2 separate regions of the Homo sapiens genome follow, and region 1 is linked to region 2. A link is a contact called in ENCODE Hi-C data. All regions are on one chromosome and are shown on one strand. The core of a region is the stretch at or near the end of the contact, and the rest is flanking DNA. Distances in the headings are between cores, read along the strand shown.

Region 1 (2,901 bases), core at 222-2,721, 360 kb after region 2:
TCACCCTTCCCCTCTTAAAAACAAGGGCTCCCTAAAATGTAGGCTTTGTCAGTGACGAGATCTATTCCCACTGTGGCTCACAATGCCGGCCAAACTGGATTTCCCTTTGAATTATCAGTAAACCCAGGGAAGATGATGAGAAGAAACGGCAAACCAATTCCCTTCAAGCCTTCCACTTGGAAAGGCACGTCAGACCTACCCGGGCACCGGGGCGTCTTGTGGGCCACGGCAGTGCCGCTGATGGGCCTCCCGTTGGGCGTGACGCACCAGCAGTATCCCGTGTAGCTGTGACACTGGACCTGCGAGAGAGCACAGGACGGGTAAGCCCTCCCGGGCCCGTGGCGCAGCGCCTCACGGCTGCGAGGCCCACTCTGCTTTCTGCGGCAGTGGCTCAGACAGGGTCCTGGGATACCCAGAGCTACTTCTGTGGCTGCATTTGAGTCCTCGGTAAAGAAAGTGTGCAGGTCTTGACCCCAGGGTTTTAGAGATAAAAGGGGCCCAAATCAGCACTTTACTGACTGCTAGTGTGGGCTGGACACCTTACCTGTGAAGCCACTAATCCTCACCGCCTTCCAGATGGAGCCCTAGCCCTCATCTTATGAGTGGGGAAACTGAGGCCCGGGAAGGTCAGGAGCTCCCCACTGTAGAGCCAGGAGAGCAACCTCGGCCTCTTTAGTGTTCACTCTGCAGCCTGCACCGCCCGCTCCCCCTGCAACCAGGGCCAGAACAGCCTGTCCTTCAGCTCCAGCTCCTCTCTCTCTCATTCTCTCCCTCGTTGTCTCTCAAAGGCCAAACGATGATGTAAACACACAGAACTCACATCATCACCCAATGGGCCCCAGGCATGTCAAAGTGCAGAACCCGTGCTGTTTTTTCTGCTCTTTCTGCCCCTGTGCCAGTTAGCATTGTATGTTAGTACTTTGTTTTTCCTTAATAAGGAGTTAACAGCATTGACACACTCAAAACGGAGAGCTGGCTGACTTTCTCAACAGTGCCTTTGGCTGACAACATGAATTTGACTTGGCTCAGCTCCATGTCTGTGGGCCCATCAGGTTGGAATGAATGATCCAGGAGCTCACGCTTGGCACAGACACGACTTTTAGTGTGTGCTCCCCATAATTAAAATCAAACTAAAATTAAATTCTAAGCTGCAAGCCAGGTTAGCACGGTCTAATTGGCCTCACTAAGGAAGCTTCCAGGCTAAATTCATAGTAATGAAAGTGTGAATGACAGCAGCAATGATATAAATGCCTGCACCAACTAAGAAATAAACACACACCTTCATTTATGTGTCTATTTATGCCAAGTAGGCTCATTACGAATTAACTTCTAAAATGCAGAAGGCTGATTTCCCCAGAGAACAAACCCGCTGCTTCTTCTGTTCGGCTCCCCCCACCTGCCTTCTCCCCACACCCGCTCCACATCTCCCTCCCTAATCGCACAGGTGCAGAACCTCCCAAGCAAGGCCGGTAACCTGACTGTAGGTGCCGTCGTCATTGCACTCAGGAATGAACACTTGCTGAAACTCCTTCCGGGCTTGCTCCTGGGTATACTTCCTTTCGGCCACACACCTGGACACGTCTGTAGGGAAGAACAGGGCAGAGGTGTGGTTATGCAATGGGAAGAAGATAGAACAGATATAGGAACATTGAAAGATGTGAAGGCATGAGTTAGGCAGGAGTGCTGAGGACCTGGAGGCTGGAAAGGGCTTCACAGGCAGCTCAGCTCTCAGAAAAGGGAGCCTCAGAAGAAGGGCAGGTGCCTGTCACATGCAGGCCTGGTCCTATCTGATGCGAGGCCCAGGGGCGGGAAGGGCAGGCCCATTCTCCACATTGAGTGAGGAAGAACACTGAGGCCCAGGAAGGCCTCCTAGCTTATCCCTGGGGAAACAGGTGGCCCCTGCTTCCTGAAAATGGGGAAACGCCAGCTGCCTGGTGGGACGGAGGCAGGCTGTCCTCAGATCCAAGGACGACCACCTGAACACACCAGGATCAAGTCCAGATGCAGAGGGTGGGCAGGGCTAGATGCCACCATTAAAAACAGACCAAAGGGAAGTGACTGAGGGGCGGGGGTCTCAGGACGCACGCGGTGGGACTTCCAACCACAGCTGCAGCCCAGGGCACCGTCCCACTGAGACCAGCCTGAGAGGAGAGCGTGGCTCGTCCCTTTTCTCTGTTTCCCGTCCTGCCTCTTCCACCTTCACATGGAAATCTGACTGTCAGGTGGATAAAAGGGTCAGGTCTTCTTAGAAAGCCTCATCCTCTGCCCCAGAGGCTCCACATCCCACCTTCCCAACAACACAGATTTCACAGAAGGCGCAACGTCACTGCTACTACTTAAGAAGACACCCCAAGGATGAGCAAAACTGGAAAAGTCTTTAGACTTCCAGGCATATCTAAGCTCACTGTGGAAAAAAACTAATTCAGAAATACAGAGACATGAAAAGCAGTAATGCAGGATCCGTGTGTGCCACAAGCAGGCCTTGTTTCTCCCTAACTTGCACAATCAGGGCCAGGTTAAGACACGTGAGGACCACAAAGTCGGTTGCTTACTGAAGCTCTTCTCAGCCTTCCAGCCCAGGGAGTGAAAGCTGTGAGCCCAGCATCAACCAGGCCCATCTTTCAGTGCCCCCAGGGGGAAAAGGCTTGTCCTAAGAACAGCCTCCCACCACAGGAGACGACGTCACGTTGGCTGCCATGGGCCGCCTCCCCGGAAGCAGAACACACATGCATGCTTTACTTCTTGGGACCATCACACCATATAGCTTATTTGAATTTTAAAACTTGAAAAAATGGCTTTCCTTTTTAAAAAACGTATTTCCAGATTTCAATCACAAGTGCCTGCATCTTGAGAGAGCACAAAGGCCGTCTCGACTCCAAGGACTCTTCTTCAAATGTTGTT
Region 2 (2,845 bases), core at 315-2,814:
GCTTCCAGAGGTGCGTTTTCTATTTGCAGTAACCCCCTTCTCCTCCCACCTCCTCAAGTGATAAATCTAGCAGCGAACTCAACGGCGTCGTTGTTCCCGCAATACTAGGGTCAGAAATGAATCAATGCCGCAGTGTCGCTCGGCCGCAGACAGGCCGTAAATATACCATTATTAATCTCTGCTTAATAAATGAAAAGGCGGGGCCGCATGGCTGCTGGCTGCGGTGTCTGTGCGGCCCGGATCAGTGGCCTCTTTGTTTGGGGTGAGGTGGGTGGGGGACTGGTGTTGTCACCTGAAAACGGAGACATGGATCACACCCCTGTCCCCAGAAGGCCCCACCGTTCACCATTGATGACTCACAAACACAACTGTGGGGCTCTGAATCCAGAAAGAATGCACACTCGCTGGGCGTGGGAATGGTGGTGCCTCTGGAATAAACATTTACCCTGGAGGTGTGTGTCTGCTTGCAACACAAACGTCTGTCCATGCTGCAGTCTCTGTGTTCCCATCGCCCCGCATGACGCTGCCTCTTCACAGGGTCAGGAACAGCGCCTGTCTAGAGGGTGCAGGGAGAAGGGAGCAGCAGTTGTTGGCTCCGAGAGCAATTTTTCATGTCCTTCCACACAAGCTCTCCCTCCTCACTTTCAGTCACCTGCAATGGTGGAATTTTTTTACCCTTATTTTAAAAATTAAAATGTACACACATGAAGATTCCAAAATAATTCGTTACTTCCTCAAACTGCAGCAAATGGGGAAAGTCAGAGCAAGACCCAGATCTTTGGAATTCAGATCCACTCTTCACACCGCCAGACGAGGCTGGGATGGCCTGGGATTCAGGAGAGGCGGTGAAGTTGGAGGGGGTCAGCAGCCCTCACGGCTACATCTGCAGGAGGACCACCAGGGGCCAGGCCCAGCGCTGGGTGAGCCTCCCTCCTCCTCTGCAGCAGGACCCCCATGGGGCCAGGCCCCGGGCTGGGTGAGCCTCCCTCCTCCCAGGCTCTGCAGGCCTCCTGGGCCTGGGCTCTCCGTGGCCCCTATCTGAAGCCCCGCTCTTCATACATTTGGCTTCCCAGCTTCTTCCCAGGTAATCCGACCATTGGCTTTACCCAAATCACTCAGGATTCAGGAGGAAAGAGCAGGTGAGGCAAAAAGGAGAAAGGGAAGCACAGAAAACTACGAAGAAATAATTAACAATCCTTCCATGCTAGAAAGAGGAAAATGCATTCATCCTTTCAGAATCCCGCGGGGCGGTTCCCGCCTGATGGAGCCAAGGTCCCCGCGGGTCTGGAACCCCTGGACAGGCCCGGCCTGATGAGCCATGCACGGTCCTGCAGGTCTGGACCCCCTGGACAGACCCGGCCTAATGAGCCATGCACAGTCCTGCAGGTCTGCGGTTCTCAAACCCCTGGACAGGCCCGGCCTGATGAGCCATGCACGGTCCAGCAGGTCTGGAACCCCGGGCAGGCCCCCAGGCAGCCCCGGCCCTTGGCGGCACCCGCGGAGCCGGCGCGCTGCGCAGCCTGAGCACCAGAGGGCGCTGGCGCGCTTTAAACGCGGACGGGAATTGGAAGCCCTGGTTCTGCCGCTCCCCGGTCCTTCCCGCGTCTCACGCGACGCCGGCCATGCAATTATTTGTGCACATAATTACGGCATAAAACGGACGCACGGTGAGCCCTTTAACGCACCCTGTCTAAATATCTGATAGTTTTCAGTTCCATGGACACATTCTGGTGGATTCAGGTTTTGACACTTCAATGATTTCGGAAGCCCTGTAAGAAAAGTAAAACCGAATTACAAACAGGAAGGACAGCAGGAAGCCCTCGCCTGCAGTGAGAAGAGAAACCTCAACAACACTACGCGTTCTGAAAACCTAGCAAATCTTCTCCAACAAGGCCCATCTGAACGTGATACAATGTTTCTACTGAATAACGGCCCCACATACACATTTCCCCCAATTTTTCTGCATATTATTCAACCACCTTTTCATGTGCCAATGGCTATCTCTATTTTAATATTGTTTTCCTTAGAGAGAACAGAAAGAAAACTCAGTTTCCAGAGTCGCAGGAAATAGAGTTGTATTGGGACTGCGCGGTGAGCCTAAACCCGTGGTCCGCCGCAGAACTTGCTTTTCCGACTGCCAGCCCCGCCCGGCACTGCCGACGCTGGGGTTCTGAAAAGTTCTACCTTGCACAAGTAATTGCCATTGTGTTTGTGCCACATGCCTTTTCCTGTGTGTGATGTGTTTATCGCTGCATGTACTGCATTCTCGACAGGAGATGCTTGACAGACGAGGACTTTTGTTTGGATAAGGTGGGGATGAACCTGCATATAATTTAGGGTGTACAGATTGGAAGAATTTCCTGCAGAGCAGCTTCGGGGTCGGCGCCTTTGAGCCTTGTGTCTGCCTGGCTGTCCATCCCCCTGGGCCCTGGAGGACCCTTCTGCGTCGGAACTGACCTCTGGCCCTGCTCCTTCTTGTCACAGGCCGGGTGAGACACACGGTGGTTGGGTGAATGTTCTGGAAGCCACTTCCACACTGGGAAGATCAGCAGTAATTCAACTATCCACAGACGTGATGGTGAACCATGAGTGGATCCCACCATGCCAGAGTGAAATTACTGCAGTTCATCTCTTTTCAAATTGGATCTCAAAGTCCTCATGATCCCTTCGATGCCACCAGACACCAGGGAATGGCGGCAGAGAGGACATGGGAGGGGATGGAGAGCTGTCCAGACTCCGTGAAGACAGACATGTGTCCAGCTTCCCTCCTGAGTCCCTGCAAGAGACGGCAGCTGAGGGAGCTCACATTCAAGCTTCATGGACTGCACTGTAAATCCGTCTCCTA

What was found. Hi-C counts contacts between places; a loop is a spot of excess contacts on that map. Pooled maps may share reads with other maps.
Region 1: a map of ascending aorta shows a loop between it and region 2 (2.7-fold over the local background). The contact joins two enhancer-like sites. A Hi-C loop is called at or near these places in 1 of 168 maps with a recorded cell type or tissue (ascending aorta), 1 of 37 single-sample maps with no recorded cell type and 2 of 50 pooled maps.

The regions. Positions count from the first base shown.
Region 1 is chr6:168,525,026-168,527,926 of GRCh38, reverse strand. SMOC2 (SPARC related modular calcium binding 2) reads right to left here. Exons shown (of 13, transcript NM_001166412.2): 3 at 1,475-1,581; 4 at 200-299. Among named protein-coding and RNA genes, the nearest start is that of SMOC2, 85 kb to the right of the region's middle. Within about 2 kb of position 1,471, at least 14 of the 41 ENCODE cell types and tissues checked have a DNase peak (open chromatin) inside an H3K27ac peak, as active enhancers do.
Region 2 is chr6:168,883,495-168,886,339 of GRCh38, reverse strand. No RefSeq gene overlaps it. Among named protein-coding and RNA genes, the nearest start is that of LINC01615, 280 kb to the left of the region's middle. Within about 2 kb of position 1,564, at least 3 of the 41 ENCODE cell types and tissues checked have a DNase peak (open chromatin) inside an H3K27ac peak, as active enhancers do.